4 separate regions of the Homo sapiens genome follow, and all the other regions are linked to region 4. Evidence: chromatin contacts called from ENCODE Hi-C or POLR2A ChIA-PET data. All regions are on one chromosome and are shown on one strand. Each heading gives the region's core, a stretch centred on a gene start or an enhancer-like site at or near the end of the contact. The rest is flanking DNA. Distances are from core to core; before and after follow the strand shown. Region 1 holds the start of HSD17B12 (hydroxysteroid 17-beta dehydrogenase 12). Region 2 has its middle 66 kb from the start of PRDM11. Region 3 has its middle 36 kb from the start of HSD17B12. Region 4 holds the start of CD82 (CD82 molecule).

What was found. Hi-C counts contacts between places; a loop is a spot of excess contacts on that map. ChIA-PET counts read pairs that join two places held with the same protein, here RNA polymerase II (POLR2A). Pooled maps may share reads with other maps.
Region 1: a loop to region 4 is called in a map of CD8-positive, alpha-beta T cell, with 6 times the contacts of the local background. The contact joins the promoter of HSD17B12 here to the promoter of CD82 in region 4. A Hi-C loop is called at or near these places in 3 of 168 maps with a recorded cell type or tissue (CD8-positive, alpha-beta T cell and GM12878), 7 of 37 single-sample maps with no recorded cell type and 18 of 50 pooled maps. POLR2A ChIA-PET finds 5 or more read pairs at or near these places in 1 of 52 experiments (activated CD4-positive, alpha-beta T cell).
Region 2: a map of B cell shows a loop between it and region 4 (6-fold over the local background). The contact joins the enhancer-like site here to the promoter of CD82 in region 4. A Hi-C loop is called at or near these places in 8 of 168 maps with a recorded cell type or tissue (B cell, OCI-LY7, aorta and 5 more) and 14 of 50 pooled maps.
Region 3: a loop to region 4 is called in a pooled map, with 4 times the contacts of the local background. The contact joins the enhancer-like site here to the promoter of CD82 in region 4. A Hi-C loop is called at or near these places in 1 of 37 single-sample maps with no recorded cell type and 5 of 50 pooled maps. POLR2A ChIA-PET finds 5 or more read pairs at or near these places in 1 of 52 experiments (HEK293).

Annotation. Positions count from the first base shown.
Region 1 is chr11:43,679,164-43,683,703 of GRCh38, forward strand. It overlaps HSD17B12 (hydroxysteroid 17-beta dehydrogenase 12), which reads left to right and starts at 1,575. Exons shown (of 11, transcript NM_016142.3): 1 at 1,575-1,824. The coding sequence starts at 1,665. RefSeq lists enhancers at 1,170-1,219, 1,430-1,995, 2,070-2,119, 2,270-2,329.
Region 2 is chr11:45,078,344-45,083,217 of GRCh38, forward strand. No RefSeq gene overlaps it. Among named protein-coding and RNA genes, the nearest start is that of PRDM11, 66 kb to the right of the region's middle. RefSeq lists a silencer at 1,726-1,795 and enhancers at 3,911-4,788, 4,789-4,874. Within about 2 kb of position 1,993, at least 13 of the 41 ENCODE cell types and tissues checked have a DNase peak (open chromatin) inside an H3K27ac peak, as active enhancers do; they include B cell, OCI-LY7 and sigmoid colon, where a contact is called at or near this core.
Region 3 is chr11:43,642,542-43,647,165 of GRCh38, forward strand. It overlaps a transcript of HSD17B12 not described here. Among named protein-coding and RNA genes, the nearest start is that of HSD17B12, 36 kb to the right of the region's middle. RefSeq lists an enhancer at 1,592-1,781. Within about 2 kb of position 1,635, at least 25 of the 41 ENCODE cell types and tissues checked have a DNase peak (open chromatin) inside an H3K27ac peak, as active enhancers do.
Region 4 is chr11:44,564,189-44,569,147 of GRCh38, forward strand. CD82 (CD82 molecule) reads left to right here and starts at 1,475. Exons shown (of 10, transcript NM_002231.4): 1 at 1,475-1,548. RefSeq lists a silencer at 974-1,573 and enhancers at 1,488-1,988, 2,494-2,563, 4,870-4,919.

The sequences.
Region 1 (4,540 bases), core at 325-2,824, 880 kb before region 4:
TGGATTCCTAGGTATTTTATTTTCTTTGAAGCAATTGTGAAGGGGAGTTCAGTCATGATTTGGCTCTCTGTTTGTCTGTTATTGGTGTATAAGAATGCCTGTGATTTTTGCACATTGAGTTACAAGACAGGGATGCCCTCTCTCACCACTCCTATTCAACATAGTGTTGGAAGTTCTGGCCAGGGCAATCAGGCAGGAGAAAGAAATAAAGAGTATTCAGTTAGGAAAAGAGGCAGTCAAATTGTCCCTGTTTGCAGATGACATAATTGTATATTTAGAAAACCCCATCGTCTCAGCCCAAAATCTCCTTAAGTTTTACACAATTTTTTAAACTTACCTTGTGATCTTTCTCCTCTGCAACTTTGCTAACGTAGTTCCCATGCCTCTATCTGGACTTCACACTTCTGTGCCCCCTGGAAATACCACTCCCCCACTCCCCAACCAAAAAAGGGAAATTTAAAAAAGAAAGTAAAATTTTCTATCCCCCTTTGAAGACAAATTAAAAGATATAGTCTCCTTCCAAAACTAATTGTTCAGCAAGCTGTGTTCCTATATTTTTCATTCACCATACAGCTCTGATGCCATCGTCTAACAGTTATTAGACTCCATCAGGTTATTTGCCTTGAACCCCAAATCGTTGGGAACTAAGTGATGTTTAGTGCTCAGCTGGGAGGGAGGTCTGGCATTTAAGGGCTCTCTATGAGTGAGTGTAACCCGGGCGAATGCCTGCAGCGAGGAAGGCACAGACACAGAAGACTGCAAGCCTTTATCTGGAAAAGTTTATGGCAACAATGACAGCACGCTTAACAATGATATATTTATTATATAATTATATCATATATGTAAAATATATATTTATTTAATAAAGAGTTGAAAATAAAACTGTGGCTCCACACCTATTTCTTTTCTTTTTTTTTTTGTTTTTGTTTTGGGATGGAGTCTCACTCCGTCGCTCAGGCTGGAATGCAGTGGCGCGATCTCGGCTCACTGCAACCTCTGCCTCCCGGGTTCGTGATTCTCCTGCCTCAGCCTCCCGAGTAGCTGAGATTACAGGCGCACGCCACCACGCCCGGCTAATTTTTGTATTTTTAGTAGAGACGGGGTTCGGATGTTGGCCAGGCTGGTCTCGGACTCCTAAGCTCAAGCGATTCGCCCGCCTCGGCCTCCCAAAGTGCTGGGATTACAGGTGTTAGCCACCGCGCCCTGCCTACGCCCACTTCTTACTATAATCTTTCCATTCACTAGCGGCTTCTCTGATCCCATTTCCTCTTCGAACCTGAGCTCAAACCAGCCTGGGTCTGACCGGCCAATCCGAGCGCAGTCTTCCGCAGTCGCGAGTACGGCTGCAGCCAATGAGAGACCGGGGCGCCTCGGTGGGGTGAGACAGGGCGCTCACTGGCGGAACCCCGGGGGACGCGGTGATGGGAGGAGTGTGGGAGGGGCAGTGGAACTGGAGTCAGCTAATGGCTGACGCACTACGCGCAGAGGGAAAGACGGGTCACCAATAGCGACACGGATATGGCCCCGCGGGCGGGGTTTAGGCCCAAAGTGGTGTCGGAGCAGCGCCTATTAGTGTCATCCTCACCGTCACGGCCGGCGCCTCCTCCTGGATTCATTCACTCGCTCTTTTCATTCACGAAGGTAGTGAGGCCTAGTGGAAAGCCATGGAGAGCGCTCTCCCCGCCGCCGGCTTCCTGTACTGGGTCGGCGCGGGCACCGTGGCCTACCTAGCCCTGCGTATTTCGTACTCGCTCTTCACGGCCCTCCGGGTCTGGGGAGTGGGGAATGAGGCGGGGGTCGGCCCGGGGCTCGGAGAATGGGCAGGTGAGTCGGATGCAGCGCCGCGTCCTCGCTCCCGCGGCGGCCCGGACCAGGCCTGGGCCGTGATGACTAGTTCTGGGGTCTGCTCCTGGCCTTCCCCTCCCCAGCTCTCCTCTTTCTCAGGCTCCTGTGCCCCGCGGGCCCCTCCTGGCTCCCTTGGCTGTCTTCTGCTTGCTTAGACTACTTGCAGAGTTTTAAGGTACGAAATACACTGCTCGCTCAATCCTGGGAATCTAAGCTCAGCTTAGGGTGTAGGAGAAAACTGCCTTAAGTCTCTGGGGCTTGTGCCCTTTAAGCCATTCCGTGTTCATGGAGCCAGTCAGTCGCCCTGCTGCCTCCTCAGTCACACGCTGTCCTCCTTGGTTCGCCCCTTGTAAGTGTTTTTAAAATAAAGTTTTTCGCTCGGTTTGAATATTGGCCCTGTGCTAAGGATGCAGAGCATTCTGTTAACATGTTTGGGCAGAGGATGGAAAGGGGTGTAGGGACACAATTTCAGAAGGCTTTTTGCACTGCGGAATCGTACCTCCCCAGTTACGATTAAGATAGTAATCGTATCTGGATTTGGCCTATTTCATACAATTACAAAGCCCCTTTAAAAGGAATTCTCGCTAAACTGTTCTGGAGTCCTAACGAGTAGCAAGAACTATTGCTTCTGTAAAATGATAACTCATCATGTTAAAATCAGATTTTTTTTTTTTTTTCACAAGGACGTTTGTAGGAAAAAGTATACCCGTAAAGAGTGAACCAAACACATGGAACTTGTAGTCGGAGGATTTTTAAAATGGAGGACGAAGGTCAGGTTGAGGAAATAGGGAAAATTATCTGCAGGGAAGTTTTGCTCCCCCCCCCCTTTTTTTTTTCTTTTTCAACCTATTTTGTTTCCTTCTTTGCTTTATTTTTCGTCTCTTGGCCTTTTTTCCCTTTAAACCGAGTGATTACTTATGATATGCTTGTGGTCCTACCCTGAGATGATTATTTATTTTGATGTTTTATAATCGAATGTGCACTTCCTAAGCATTTTATTGAATTTTGGGGTGGTTAGGCATTGCCTGCAGACTGGGCTCAGGTAAGATACACTAATAATGTTACTCCATGTTCTTTGTTTATTTAGAAACATTTAAACAACCTAGTAGGAAAGACATATGTTAACCTTTTGGGTTTATGTTAACATTAAGAGAAAACATCTTAGCAGTGGATATGTATGTGAAATCTTTGGACGATGTGGAGCAACATTATAATTCTGTTTCACAGTCACCTGTTTCTCTGAAAAAGGAAGTGAAATGTTCAGCTGGGTGTGATGGCTCACGCCTGTAATCCCAGCATTTTGGGAGGCCGAGGCGAGTGGATCACAAGGTCAGGAGTTTGAGACCAGCCTGACCAACACGGTGAAACCCCGTCTGTACTAAAAATACAAAAATTAGCTGGGCGTGGTGGCGCGCCCCTGTAGTCCCAGAGGCTGAGGCAAGAGAATCGCTTGAACCCAGGAGGCGGAGTTTGCAGTGAGCCGAGATCATGCCACTGCACTCCATCCAGCCTGGGTGACAGAGCGAGACTCATCTCAAAAAAAAAAAAAAAAAAAAAACAGAAAGTGAAGTATTCAACTTGGTTATAATTAAGATTATGATTTCCCAATTGACTTGCCCACATTCTTCATTGTTAGTTTTGGAAAACCTGTTTGAAGACTTTTGACTACAAAAGACTACAAGATTTTTATACAAGATAAAAATTAGGGAATTGTATCAAGATAAAATTTGTAATTGGTAAGCAAAGACTAATGTTAATAACTTGTTGTTTTCTTTTCTTTTCTTTTTTTTTTTGAGACAGGGTCTCACTTTGTCACCCAGGCTGGAGGGCAGTGGTGTGGTGGTGTGATCATAGCCAACTGCAGCCTCGAACTCTTGGGTTCAAGTGATCCTCCCATGTGAGCCTCCTGAGTAGCTGGGACTACAGGTGTGCATCACCACACCAGCTCATTTTTTTTGTTTTTTGTAGAGACAAGGCCTCACTCTGTTTCAGAGGCTGGTCTGGAAGACCTGAGATCAAGCAATCCTCCTGCTTCAGCCTCCCAAAGTGCTGGGATTACATGTGTGAGCCACCATGCCTGGATGTGTTTTTTTTTGTTTTTTTTTTTTTTTCTCTTTAAAATTGACCATATTGGTTGATTATTCAAATGATAAGTCCAAGTCATCTACATATGAGTGTACAGTAAAAGGCAAGTGATGTAACACCATAAGTAACATTTGTGTTGAAAAGATTTGGCCCCAGAGGAAGGATAATTGATAAATTAAGGGAAGTATTTGTGTAAGATTTAGATATGAAATTTGAACTGGAACACTGGAACAGCAGAGGATCATAGTATCATAATTGAAGTGAAATGCTGACAGGTTCAATTTACCCTGGGTTTTGGATTTTTTTTTTTTAAATGCTTAAGCAGAAGAAGTGATCTTAAAAGAAAATACTCCCTTTATCTTCAAATTCTGGGACTCTTCAAAAACAAAATTAAGAGCAGCTCATCTTAAACAGGTTCTTCACATGAGTTGGAGGGGTGAACTGAAATAATTTGAAAAACAAACTAGCAGAGATGACACTTGAATAATTAGAGTTGTGATTAAAAATATTGTTCCACCAAAGTTATGATTTTAGAATTGTTGTATGTAAATAGTACTAGTAAGTTTTTTCCCTACGAAATTACTATCTTAATCTCAAGAGTCTCTGTTCT
Region 2 (4,874 bases), core at 743-3,242, 510 kb after region 4:
TCCACAGTTTCTGTGACTACTCCTCTCTGCTGGCTAGAGTCCAACTCCATCTGCAATGATTGTGATGGAGTCCGGACCCTTCTGAGGAACCTCCCCGCTGAACCCAGCTCCCAAGCGCCATTAACACTGACTCCCTACACCCTGGTTCATCCCGACAGGCTCTGGATTCTTATACATAGAAGACTGCTCAGCAGTCGTCGGAGAGCCGCCAAGTCCGTGACAACCTGTAGGCCCATCACAGCTGACGACATCCAGACAGGCTCTCACTGGCAGACTCATCTCTCGCCTTTCCACGGCAACTTCTATTTTGACCACGCACTCACATGGATCCTTCTCTTATTCACTCCTACAGTTTCCAGCCAGACTGGCCCATGGCGGGAGGTGGCTCTGCGAAAGTAAAGAAAACAGAAGGCAACCAATAGCCAGTGTGGCTTTAACCTGAAGAACAGCTGCATGTTCATTGACTGCTTAGTGCATGCTAAATGTTTCACATGCACTTACTCGATTCATCTTGACAACAGCCCTGTGACGTGGGTGCCTTAGTCCATGTTTTTTTTTTTTTTTGGAGGAGGAAGCTGAAGCACAGAGAGGCTAAGTAATTTGCCCCAGGTCACACAGCCAGTGAATAGTAAGCCAGGATTGGCACACAGGTCTCTAATTTTAATCACTTCACACTTAATCCCTAAATTATATGCTCTTTAATTAGGAGAGGGTTTAGGATTAGCCCAGAGCCAGGCTGCTGCAGGGGAGAGGCCCCCCCCTGCTTAGGGGCTGTTGGGGGGTGGAGCTCCAGCTGTCTCTAGGGAACAAACACAGCTGAGAAGGAGAAAGGGGAGGAGTGTCTTCATCGGAAGACACTAAAGAGAGGAAGCAGTGGGAAGAAGTCTGTCTTGTAACACTCAGGAGAGCTCACCAAGCGCCAGGCACAGCGCTGGGCCCCTTCCATCCTGTACCCTGGCACTCCTCAAACCTCATAACTCGTGCAGTCTTTGAAAAAAGTGAAACACTCTCTGGCTTTTGTATTCATTAACATCTCCAACAAGTGACTACTGCAACTAAAATGAATCAAAGCAAAGGAGGAAGGCAGTGCTTTGTGAACCTCATGTCCTCTGCCCCTTCTCCGAGATGCTGTCCAGACACCCCGCTCCCCAGCCAGGAGTGAATTTCACTGAATCCTCCCTGCAAAGATGCCGACAGATCTGCTCATTCTATAGACAAGGGCATTGATATGCCTGTGGCAGAGGTGGCTTTCAGTGAAGGTCTGTGACCCCAAAGCACAAGGTTTCTAATCATGACCCTATACTGCCTGTTGGGGTGACATGGGCCTCTAGCTGACAGACCACTCAGATGACCAAGAAGCCACATCCCTTGCTAAGTGTCAGAAAATTTGGTTTAAGCTGGCAATTTTCCAGGTTGTATACACTGGGGGAAGCACAGAAAGGGGAATGGCTGAGGCTCAGAGAGGGTAAGTAACTTACCAAGGCCACACAGCAATGGCCTTGTCCATGGTGTGTGGCCTCAGGACTGGAACATAAGTCCTGTCTGCCCCTGTGTCTTCCCTGCCCCCCTCCCACGCCAGCACACACCCCACACCTCTGAGATACCAGCCTGGCCTGCTGAATAAGCTCACGCAGACTGGATTCTGATGAGTGTGTTTCGCTTTGCCTGGCAGGCTGCTTAGTGATTGTTCTAAACCTGCGTGTGGGCTTCTCCACTCCCCCAGTCTTCTATTTCTTTCTTCGCCCCCAATGCTTCCCCATCCCTCACCCTCCCCCCACCAGCACCCAGTACAGCAAGCCACACTCAGCAGGTGTTCAATGAACACTTGCTCTGCCAACGAGGCATTGGACCATCTGTAGGGGGCCGGAGTGGGTGTCAGGCTCCCACCCCCACCCCAGCGCCAGCTCCAGGGCCCAGGACGGGAGTCCCTCTGCAGGTGAGCCTGACAGCACTCAGGCTGCCGTCCCACTTGGGGGAGATTGTAAAGACTGTGACTTCCGGGAGGAAGTGGTTCAGAGGCCCAAGCTGTGTCTGGAAAGTCAGAGGCTTGCTCCAGGCCAGGAAGTCACCCAGCTTGCAACAGGGCCCTCGGGTCCCATCCTCACCCCCTGCCTACAGTCAGGGAAACTCCTGCCAAGCCCTAGAAGGATGTGAGCCCAGACCCCTCTCCAGTGGCAGGCTTCTAAGACCTGGTGCCCAGGAAAGGGAGTTGGTAAACAGCTCAAACTGCCCCACTTTGAATTTAGAAACTGCGGGGAACGTGTGAGCAGTGTGGGCAGCTGGAGAGAAAGGAGTGAAGACGCAGGCTTGGGCTCGTTCACTGGCACAAACTGTGAATCCCTGGCGTCCCTCAGGGAGTCTGGCAATGGGGTTGGGATGGTACCAAGGATTCCTGGTCCTAAGGGCTTTCCCGTTGCTGTTGCCCCGTGAGTCCCACAGTTTACTAACTCGAGTGTGCAGGAGTTGCTTGGGAAACTTGCGGTTCCTGCACTCCCAGCTCCAGAGTCTAACCCGGTAGGTCTTGTGTAAGACCCAGGAATTTGTATTTTCATCGATGAGCCTCCTGACCCCCACCCCCAGGTGATTCGGCACAGGTAGTCTTTGAACTACACCTTGGAAGCACTTTCTTGAGTTTTCTTCTCCAAGGGCTGGAAACACCGGTGCTTAACTAGAAGCGGTCTAGTTGTGAAGGCTGAGGTCCCATCCGCTTGCCGGAGGCCGGCCAGCAGGTCATATGGTTCCAGTGTCTCTGAAGGCGGAGGCTGGTCACTTTGGAAGTGGACCCATCTAGGGCCTGAAGCTGGTTCCTGGGACCCTCCCATCAAGGGCTAGCTGAATGGCCACCACCCCAGGCTGTAGCTATATCTCCTAAGAAGGAACAGAAGAAAGGAAGGGGCCTGGAAAGGTGGGGAGGAACCTGCCACAGAGATTGGAGATGCACTGGGCCCCCAGGAGAGGGGTTATCGTACAGGATAGCAGGGGGACTGGCCTATGCCCCACCCCCGATGCTGACTCCCCTGGGACAGCCCTGTGGGAGATCCTCACGTTGTGCAGAGCTGGGAGGGCTGGATATCAGCTCTTCCCTTCACAGTGGGCAGATGAAGGTTCCAGGAGTTTCCCTCTTAAGCACTGGGATCCTTCCTGCTAGCGCCTTCCTATGCTGTAAGTCATATGTATTAGTCCGTTTTCAGGCTGCTGATAAAGACATACCCAAGACTGGGTAATTTATAAAGAAAAAGAGGTTTAATGGACTCACAGTTCCACATGACTGGGGAGGCCTCACAATCATGGCAGAAGGCAAAAGGCACTTCTTACATGGCAGCAGGCAAGAGAGAATGAGAGCCAAGTGGAAGGGGAAACCCCTTATAAAACCATCAGATCTTGAGAGACTTATTCACTACTAGTACACTATGAGAGAAACCGCGTGATTCAATTATCTCCCACCAGGTCCCTCCCACAACACGTGGGAATTATGGGAACTACAATTCAAGATGAGATTTGGGTGGGGACACAGCCAAACCATATCATCGTATAATGCAACAAATTCTGGTGTCAGTATCAGGAAATGGTGAGCTCCAGCTCCATTGAGTCACTGAGACCCTGGGAAAGACTTCCCACCACCTGGATTCACTGGCCCCACCACCTGCCATCTACAATGAGGAGACTGGATTAAAACAGGAGAAGCAACAACTGATTAATACGGCTGCCCTGAGCAGTGTCTTGAGAAGCACTGGGGTTAAGTGTGGGTCTAGAAAAACAACCAAACACTTACAGACCACGTGCCCAGTACCACTGCAAGCATTTTACAGATATTTATATAAAATTTAATTTAATCTTGTTTAAAAGCTCATTTAATTCCGCAGCAACAACACCATGAAGTCGGTATTAGTACCTCCACTTTACAGATGAGGAAACTGAGGCACAGGATGATTAAGGATCTTGTCCAGGGATTCCCAGTACATGGCACAGCTGGATTCTGCACCTCTGTAGTCTGGCTCTAGACCCTGCCTCTACTCACCTCATTCTTCCTCCAAAACAACACAAAAGCTCATTATGATGACTTAATGGCCGGTGTCTGCCCCCGGCATGGCAGGGACAGAAGAGTACACAAACCTCTTATCAGCCTTTCCTACCACATTTCCAGTCTGCGGTTCTACCACCCATAAACAAGCCCATAGAGAGTAGAAGCAAATGGAGCAAGATCAGAGTGGGCCAGGGAGCACTGGAGCCCAGGCGGGACTGGACTCTTCCATTTGAGTTCACCGCACCACTTCATGCCTCCCCTGGACTGACCAGCATTTGAGCCCAAACCCACAGGGCACTGCTCACCATTCCTCAAAAAATCTCAGCTCGTTCCCACCTCTGGACCTTTGCACATGCTGATGTCTTCCTCAAAAACATCTCCTTTTCTTCAAATTTCATCTCAAATGCCACCTCCTGCAGAAGCTCTTCTAGATTCTCCTCCAACCAAACAGAGCCTGCCCTTTCTCTGGAGCCCCAGGCCAGGGTCCCATCCCACCACCAGCAGAATAGAGGCCACAGCTTCCCAGCTCTGCATGCCCAGCAACGGGTTCTGGCGCATAAGGGATTGAGCGCTCAGTAGGGGATTGAGGCACCAGAAGGAAATGAAAGCCTTCTGAGTTCTGACTCATTCACTGACTCGTTTATTCTATCAGGCTTTTTTCCTTAATTGAAAAAGAAAGAACTGAATTCCATACCTGCCTATAAATAAGGATTTAAAATCACATCAGTCACAAGAGCCCACTGTTTTGTCTCCCAGGGTCTGGGCTGCTGATCAGTTTCCTTTGTTAACCAGATCCGGTTTGTTTATCAACATCAGGCTGTAGAATTTGCAGGTCAGGCCACAAGGGTGT
Region 3 (4,624 bases), core at 385-2,884, 920 kb before region 4:
CATTTCTGACTTGTTTTTGAGCCTTTCTTATGAATCATCATGTATTTTAACATCAAGAGAATAATATATAAAATACGCTTTAAAATGTTACAACCTGGTAGCTATTAAAAAAGAGAGGGGAAAAAAACAGAGCTTTGCCTAGCAAAATACTAACTAAAGAGTTAGGTGAGAATTAGAAATGTTCAGATGCTAAAGTAGTATAATAAACTAAAATTCCAAATATATATGAATATATAATTTTTTATATCTTGGTATATGGCATTTGTCTTAATTGTTTAGGAAACTACATATTGTACAGGAGTGAAGAAGTAAATGATGAAGTATTTTCTCATCATAGTTTACTAGATAAAAAATGTACTAATAAGCTAAATGTAATAGTAAGGGGCACATTTAAAATATAATTTCGTAGAGTCTTACTAAATACGTATCTTTCCAACAAGGCTTTAGGTTTTTGCATGTGTATTAGGATTTCTGAGTTTTGTGATTTGAAATTCATGATACATTTTGAGTGCCCTTTCAAATGGCAAATTGTTTCTGTGGAAAAATCAGACATTATGTACATTTCATTTTATATTTGGATGTGAGAAAAATAGCAGATAATTTGGGAGAATTCTAGTTGTTGCCTTAGTGTATGCATCAAATACTAAACAATTATTTTATCTCTCAGTTATACGTCTGGGCATGTTACAGTTTGTACTGTATGTACAAACAGGATATTGAACTTACATTGATGATACAGTGTTCTTTAAACGTGATTGTTAATCTTTACTGAAATTATGGGCAAACTATTTCAAAGAAATGCGTTTTTAAACTCTTATTTTTAATTAAAATGAGAAAAACCTTGAAGGAGTTCATTTATGAATAAAATATGTAATTGTGCAGTCTCCTGAAAGAATGAACTCTTAGTTTATTTTTCAAATTTTATTAAAATGTTTCTTTACTTGTTGCTTGTTGGCATTTTAAAATTAAAAAGTAATAAAGCAGCATTATTATATTTCTGATTATCTATCAAGAGAGTGAAAGGGAAACCAAAGTATATTGACACAACCCAGGTTTTCCCCTAAAAAAAACTAACTTCAAATTGAAAAAATATATTGCCCATATTTAATATTTCTTATTAGGACTTACTTGGAGTCGCATAATTTTTTTGAGACAATATATTGGAGGAAATTTGTCTTATAAAATGGAGAGATGTAGAACATTGTGGGCAGTTATAGGATAGTCTTTCTCTCTTGTTGCTTCCCAGAAGTTAGAAAACAGATTTTAAATTAATAGTGTTGAGTACACGAATCTCTGGAGTATAATAACTTAGAAAAATGTTGGAAAATGATAAAGTCGAAGGGGAAGATTAATTGAAGTTAAGTGTCCCCTTTTCAAATGGGAAGCATTTGACACTATGAGGAGTGCTCTAGAGATTAACAAATGTTTCTCTGTCAAGGATAATTTTCTGAGCAGTTGAGGTTGTTTGTGTGATAAGGGAAGGCGGCTAGATAGCGTAACTATAGGTGTTTGAGAAAATTTCCGAAGTTACTTTCAGATTGAAAGGGTGAAAGTAGGTGCAACAATTGGCCGTTGGGAGGGGAAAGGGTGCAGGGCTCGCCAGCCCGGCGCCACTACAGGGTTAACCGCGGCGGCGCCCGGTGCACACTGGGAGTTGTAGGCCGCGGGCATTGTGGGAGTTGTCGTAAAAGCCTGCTTTCTTGCCGTGATGGCCGCCGCCGAGGCAGGGAGTTGAGGGTTTCTGCCTTTCGGAGGGTTTGGGGGGCTGTCGGTCCCGTTAGAAGGCCACCAACAGCCCCCCAGGTTGCCAAGGGCCTGTTAGTTGTGTTCCTGGAAGGTGGGCAAGCAGCCTGATGGGTTAACATTGGGATTTGCCGTCGTTATAGCGGTCAAGGGGCCTGTAGCGGCTGCAGGGTCGGTGAGGGTTCCCAGCCGGCCGGACCTTGGTCGTCTGGCATTCTGCCTTTGAAATATCTGGGTGGCCGGCGCCTAGGCATATGGGGTTGTGCTTTCTGTGTTGTGGTTTGTAGCTTGCATCCTCCACTGTTCTTAGCGCATTTGGCTCTGTCCATATGGCTGTTGGTACTCATGGCCCTATTTGGGGTTGGACTGGGCTCTTTTTCTTGGGTCTGGTGGGATTTAAGCAAGAACTGGAATTTTGTAAGATGTACAGCAGTGTCCTGGGTGTTGTCTGTCTGGTGTGGGGTGTGAGCAGTTGCAGGAGTTATGAACGTGTCCATGATCGTGTGGTTGGCTTTCCCTTGCATGTGGTGAACTTTCCCCTCGTTTGCTAATGCTGAAAGGCAGTGTCAGGCAGTTCCTACTTGTGAAATGCCTTCTTATTAACTTGGATGTGTTCCTAAATCTTGGGAGCTTTGCAATTGCTTGTAGAAAGATATGTGTGCAAAACTGAATTTAAAACGAGCACCAGGGTTGCAGGTACCTTTAGTTCTAGGGAGCCAGCTCCCCCAGGCTTCCCTGGTGCTGTGAAGTTGTTTGAGTTTATTTATGGAAATTAGGTTTGCTTTGAGCTGTGTTACCTTACTCTTGGCTCAGAGTTTCTCTGCATGTTGGGACCCTGATCTTTGATATTGGGTACTGTTTCAACATTTGAGGCTAAATGAAGCACCGTGTACTGATGTGTAATGTCGTGTATCACAATCTCAGGATAACACTAGATAGCCAAGAATGGCAGTACCTGTTTTGTCTGTCTACACGAATTGGACCTCATTGTTTCTGCCACAATGTACTGCTCCATAAATTCCGCCTTATTTCCATGGTATTGTCTGTAAGTTTTGAAATCTAACTGGTCATGAAAAGCCATTTTTCAGGCAGTATTTAAAAGCTTTTTCCCACAAGTAGAACTGGTATCTAAAACATTTTTTCATTCAAGTTTGGTAAGGTGGGAGATTTGAAATAAGGTACAACAGTGGTTTTGGAAATCAGCTATCAAGTTTTAGTTTTAGGGGCCACCACGTGACAGAAATGATTTATAGAGAGAGTAAAAATTGTATTCCATTTCTCTTGGTATTTTAGTGCATATAAAAACTAAATAAACCACTTTCATATATCATTAAAAAGCCCTTTGTGTCTTGTGATGAATGAGGTTTTTATAACTCCCCTATTGTCTGGGTTTGCTTAGAATATAGTAATGGGGCCGGGCATGGTGGCTCACGCCTGTAATCCCAACACTTAGGGAGGCCAAGGCCAGGGGATCACTTGAGGTCAGGAGTTTGAGACCAGCCTGGCCAACATGGTGAAACCCCATCTCTACTAAAAATACAAAAAACTTAGCTGGGTGTGGTGGCATACGCCTATAATCTCAGCTACTCAGAAGGCTGAGGTGGGAGAATCACTTGAACCCAGGAGGTGGAGATATCAGTGAACGGAGATTGTGCCACTGCACTCCAGCCTGGGCAACAGAGTGAGACCCTGTCTCAAAAAAAAAAAAAAAATTAGCTGGGTGTTGTGGCAGGTGCCTGTAGTCCGGCTACTCTGGAGGCTGAGGCAGGAGAATCGGCTTGAACCTGGGAGGTGGAGGCGGCAGTGAGCCAAGATCACTTCACTGTACTCCACCCCTCCAACCTGGGCAACAGAGTGAGACTGCATCTCAAAAAATATATGTATAGTAATGGTAGAGAAAGCAGCAAAGCTGGCTGGGTATGTACATGTGATTCTGTTGAAACTGATTTCAGGTATGGATTGATAGGCTAATATTGTTGGGTTGCTAGTCAGATCTCAGGAAAGTATTTCCTTCCCTCTAACCTGACCTAAGTGTGTCTTAGAATGTTAACTAACTTGACAATTGAATAAAAAAGATTGAGAAATTTATTTTTAAATGATCCATATTGTCCATATTTGTTACTGTTTGGTGATGTGGTCAAATACTATTGTTCTGGTGAATTGGTTTTGTATCTTAGGAAGACCGGATGGCTAGACTTTGTAGATGTGTAGAATCATTTAGAATGAACCACAGCCACAGTGCCCATTTGCCTTGAAAGAAGATACATGAATTTTTAATTGACAAGTTACCTCTGGCTTGAGTTAAACAGAACAAATAGTTCATTAGAGGGTGCTTTGAATGGACTTTGAGAGTGGAAAGGTACATACTTTGTTAAGTTTAGAGGTAAACTCATCTCTGCATTTGCATAGAGCCCTTCCAGACATTTGCCAGTAGTCACATCTCTCTACAAAGTGGTGAGGTTTTTGTGTCCAAGAATTTTGGTATTTAATCATTTATTTGGTACTCTGTTTCCCATCCTTATCACTCCAATTCTGATGCTGGTGTGAAATGTTTTGTGTAATATACAAAGGCAACAGTAGATGTTTCAGAAAAAAATGTGATAAAATCTACTTATGTTTTCTGGAACATGATTCATAAGGTTGTGTTTACATATTGGATAGATACGTCAAAAGGTGTCTTTTTGAAACCCAGGGTTTGCACAGTTTCAACGAAACTGTTTTCAATGAGGCATAACACCAAAGGGTAACTTTCTTGACTAAGGTGTTATAAAATGAAAGCCTTTAATTCTTGTGTTCATTCAAAAAAGAAATGGAAACTTGTTTCCAAATAATAGAATTTGGAACATGACCAAAAAAATTTTCACTTTAGACTGTAGCCAAA
Region 4 (4,959 bases), core at 225-2,724:
CTTGAATGTGATTCAGAATCACCTGGAGGCCTTATTAAAACCAATTGTCCCACAGTTTTCCATTCAGTAAGTTGGGATGGGGCTTCAAAATACGCACTCCTAACAAGTTCCCAGATGATGTTGCTCCTGGTTCAAGGACCACGCTGTGAGAACTACAGTGCTGGGCTGGGATCCAGCTCCCGCCCTTACTCCACTCGTACAAAGCGCTCATAATCATACCCTCCCACAACGGTGTGTTGTGAGAGGACATTGTGATAATGGAAGTGAAAGAGCTTTGTCAGCTGCACAGGTGAATGCCCCTGGTCATTAACCAGGTAATCTGCCTGAGGCTAGTCCTCTGGAGCCTGGGAGGGCAGAGGGCTGGGACGCAGGGTGGGCACCGCAGCCACCTAGAGAGCTCTTGCAGCCCACCTCAATTTTGGGCCACTTTTTCTTCAGGGAGAAAGCCAGCTTTGAGGGCTTAGGCCCACAGCCCCTCCTGCCACTATTCTCATCAACCCACACCTCCTCCCTCACCTCAGGCAGCTGCTGGGCACTGCCCCAGCACTGGTTGTTCTGGGCTACTTCCCCAGGGGCCAGTCCAGGCAAGCTGGGGCAGCTCAAGCCTGTGACTCAGGACCTGAGGCTGGATCCCGCTCACGCCCGCCTCCATGAGATTCAGAGCCCTCGACTTCCCTTCTCTGAGCCTTAAACTGCGCATTAGTAAAATAGGCGCAACGAGAGTACCCATGAGTTGTGGGAATTCAAGGGCTAGAACTGTATTCAGCGCTTGGCATAGAGCCTGGCCCCTGGCAAGGATTCAATCAATGGTAGTCAGTATTTTCAAAAAGTTCCTGGGCCCAGGCCGCCTCCTGATAGAGGCCCCGACTTAGGACACAAACCGCTCCCACGCCGTTCCCCGGCGGCACCCGGATACACCCGCCCTGGAATGCCAGCGTGGGGGCCCCAGGGCTACCCGCCCGAGATGAGAGGGGCAGGGCAGGGCAGGATTAGGAAGGCGCTGAGCCCAGGCTGGTGCGGGGAGGGGCGTGGCCTCACCCTACTAGGGCCGGGGGATGGGGTGGGCTCGAAGGAGAAAGTGAAGGAGGCGGGGGCGCTGGGAGGGCCCGGGAGGAGACCGGGAGGACGAGGTAGGCGGGAGCTGGGCGGGACCGTTAGGCAGCGCCGTGAGTGGACAGGGCTGGAGCGGGGCGGGCTTAATCCCCAGTGTAACCTGGGGGCGGGGCTGCCGGGATAGAGGAGAGACTCCGTAGCGGGGCGGGGCCTCAGCTCCAGCTGGGCCCGGGGGCGAGGCTGGTTGGGGTACGGCCATAGTGGGCGGGGCCTGGCCGGCGGGAGCGCACCGCCTTCCCAAAGGGCTCGGGGGCGGGGCCGGCGGAGGGGGCGTGTCTTCTGGGGGCGGGGCCTGCCGAGTCCGCGGCGTTCCCCGGCTGCAGCCGGGAGGGGGCCGAGGAGTGACTGAGCCCCGGGCTGTGCAGTCCGACGCCGACTGAGGCACGAGCGGGTGACGCTGGGCCTGCAGCGCGGAGCAGAAAGCAGAACCCGCAGGTGAGCAAGGGGGCAGCGGGCCGGGGTAGCCTGCCGGACAACCATAGGCAAAGTTAGTTTTAGCCCCCGCTTCTGCGGTCCGGCTCGGACAACTTTCCTCGGAACTAGTGACAGGTCGGGGCAGCTGGTGGGTGAAAAGGAGCTTTAGCCACCAGTCCTGAACCCCCAGTTCTCACACTCGGCCGTGCACAGCTGCGTGATCCTGGGTCCGTCCCTCTACCTGGCTCTGGACCTCCCGGGTTCCAGCAGGAGGAAGTGAACCAGGTGAATTCCACGCTCCCGTTGCCCTTTCTCACTTAAAACGCCGGAAGGTGAGAGCTGGCAGGTGAGAGCAGGCTGCAGGTCGCCACAGGTGTTCCCATCGCGTTGCCCTCTGCAGTTTCTCTCCCTGCAAAATGGGACTGAGAGAAGCGAATTGCTTTAAAGAGTGCACTGTTTCCTCGGTTGGGGCTCGAACCCACCAACCCTGGGGAAGAGGAGGCCAAAGCAGGGAGGTTCCATTTCCCGCCTCACCTGCTTCCCACCAATTCTAACAGTTCAACTGAGCCGGACCCCCTAAGACTTCAAGTTGGAAACTCAGTGGGGCTTTTCCAGGTGAGCTGGCCTGAGCAGGAGGTTGGAAACTGGGGAACAGTTCTTACACTGGTGAGTGGGGAAGAGAAGGGAAAACCCCACCAATCCTTGGGCCCAGGGTCAAGCCCAGGGCCCCAGGGGCCCTTGAAGCATACCCGGGGTTAATTTCTTGGCTGACGGGTTCTGTTCCTGGAGGTGGTGGGTGCTCTGTGCTGGGCCCCAGTAGCGGGGCAGCATAGTTCTGTGGTCAAGGCTTGGGCTTTGGGATCAAACTGATTTGGATTCCATTCCCCCTCCAAACTTCAGTTTCCTCACCTGTAAAATGGGGATAATGACAATATCCAATAGCAGGAGCAAGCACTAAATAGAATAATGTGTATACACTACTTAGCAAGGTGCCAGGAAACCAGTGAGACCTCCCTCTGTGACAGCTGCTTTGATGCGGGTGGGCAGGTGATGGGCTTGCTTCCTATGGGGAATGAGCCTTTTTTTTTTCTTGGAGAGATGGGGTTGGCTACAGCCCCTCCTGACCTTGTGAAAGCCAGAAATTGCCACCTGCCACCAACATCACTCTATTTGAGGGATGAGGACTGTGTCATCTGGAACAAAGAGTGGCTGAGTTTTCTGTAATGTTGCTTGAGGTTGGTAAGTGTTGAGTTAAATAAGTCTAAAAATGTTTACTGAGCACCTACTATATGCTAGAGAGAGCTAGAGGATACAGAGGTGAACTAGCCAGGCCTGAGTTGCTGACAATGAGGGCTCCCCCATCCCTACCATGTCCCTGTAGAGAGGATCAGTCACACCCAGGGCTTATAACCAGATGAGATTTCATGGGTCTGTTCTGCCCTGGTGGCTGGAATCCAGCTATACCATTGCACACTTGGCTTGGGATGGGGGCGAGGGGCAATGTGGGCACCCGATATCTAAGCAGGGTTGGACACTGAAGGACGCTGAAGGTGCTGCATTATATTGGCTCCCTGCATCTTCTGGGAGATAAGCTGTACAGTATGGAACAAACTGGAAAGTGCTGTGGGACAGAGACGGACTGGCGGCTGCGCTGTGTGCAGGAGACTGTGTGTGTATGTAGGGCAGGGGGAGGTGTTCAGAAGAGTGAGACACTTGAGAAGCCAGGGCAGGGGGTGGGGGTAAGGAGGCTTCCTGGAGGGGGTGAGACTTGAATAGGACTTTCTCTCTGGGCTCCTGGTCCTGGTTTGGCTTGGATCAACATGGGACCACAGTCTCTTCAAGCACTGAAGTGGCATAAATTGGAGTTTGGTATGGTGGGGAGGGAGAGGGTCTGGTAGGTGGTGCCTGAGGTGGGGAGGAGGAGACGTTCATTTCAACAGAGCCTACCTAGTGAGCCTTAATGGAAAGCCCTCCCCACCACCACCCCCACTTCCTGCTCGATGAATGACAAGCGACCACATAAGGCCTGCACCCTCAGGTTGCTTACCATCCGGGAAGGGGCTTACACAAGAATACCAGGGACTCTGATGGAAGATAAATGAAAAAAGGATTAGAGGGATCTTCAGGGCCTTACAGACTGGGAAGATTTCGGCAGCCAGAATGAAGATAGTGTCTTGAGGAGAGGAAAATGCCTAGGCAGAGGCAGGGAGGTCAACCTGTCCTGAGAATTCTCGAGAAACCTCTAGGTTGCTCATTCTGGCTGAAGTTTGGGAACGTGTGGGGATATGCAGTGGGAATAGTAGGTGGGATCAGCTTACGGAGGGCCTTGAATGACAGGATAAGAACTTTGGATCTGATTTGCAGAAAGTGGGAGCCACTGAAGGTTTCTGAGGAGAGGAGTGACACAACAGAGCAGCACTTTAGGAAAGTCAGTCTGTACCAGATGTGCTGGGGTGGAGGATCCAGCGGTCAAGGGATAATGAACCAATGGCTGCAGTGACTGGGAAGAAGGGGTCTGGGTGGCTTTGGGGATGTCTGCAACTGGGAGTGAAGGAAGAGACACCAGCCACAGGGAGAGCAAAGGCACCATTGGAGGGGTGGGAGGGGACTGTTCCAGCACATTTGCACTTCTTTCTCCTCCCTATCCTGTCTGGTACATAGCAGGGTCTCAGGAAGGTGGCTGGATTGGGTGAGTGGCGGGGTTGCTGGGAGGGTGATGAATGCTACAGAGGGGTTTGCCCATGAAGGGGAGGCATCTGGGCCGAAAGGTGGGAGCCTGTGCCAGCCAGCAGTAAGTTTGGGGGTCGGGGGCGGGATGGTTAGAAGAAGTGCCTGCTGATCCCTCCCTCCCATCCCAGCCCAGGGAGGATAGGGGTGAGAGGTCAGCCATGTGCTATCTCTGGCAGTGGGTGAGCAGTCAGGGCACAAGTTTCCCACAGTAGGGGGACTGGGGCAGGATTTTGGCTTCCCTGGGCTCCTCTGAAGTTTCCGCTATGTGGGGGCGGCCCCCTCTGTCTTGAGGCCTCACGCTTTAGAGCCACAGCCTGGAAGCTCCCACCGGCCATCCCCTTCCACCCTGGGGACCCAAACCTGTTCCCCTAAGGACCAGACAGTCCTCCCTCAACCCATGGCTGAGCAGCCCCAAGTTCTGAGTGTTGTTTCAGATTCGGAGCATCTGGGGCCAGCTGGCACCCCTGATTCTGGCTTGACCTTGGCCTTGGCCTTCTGCTCCAAACCGTTATACCCACTTCCTCTGCCCCATGGGAAGCTCACAGGGGGCGGTTATGACTTAATCAAGAACATCAAACGGCCAGGAGCTGGCTCTGTGAGAGGTGGGAAGGGAGGGAAGAGCCTGGACTGTTTGGCCTGGGCCCCTCTGTGGGACAGGACCCGTTTAATCTCAGCAGGAACTGCCCTACCCACCCGCTTCCC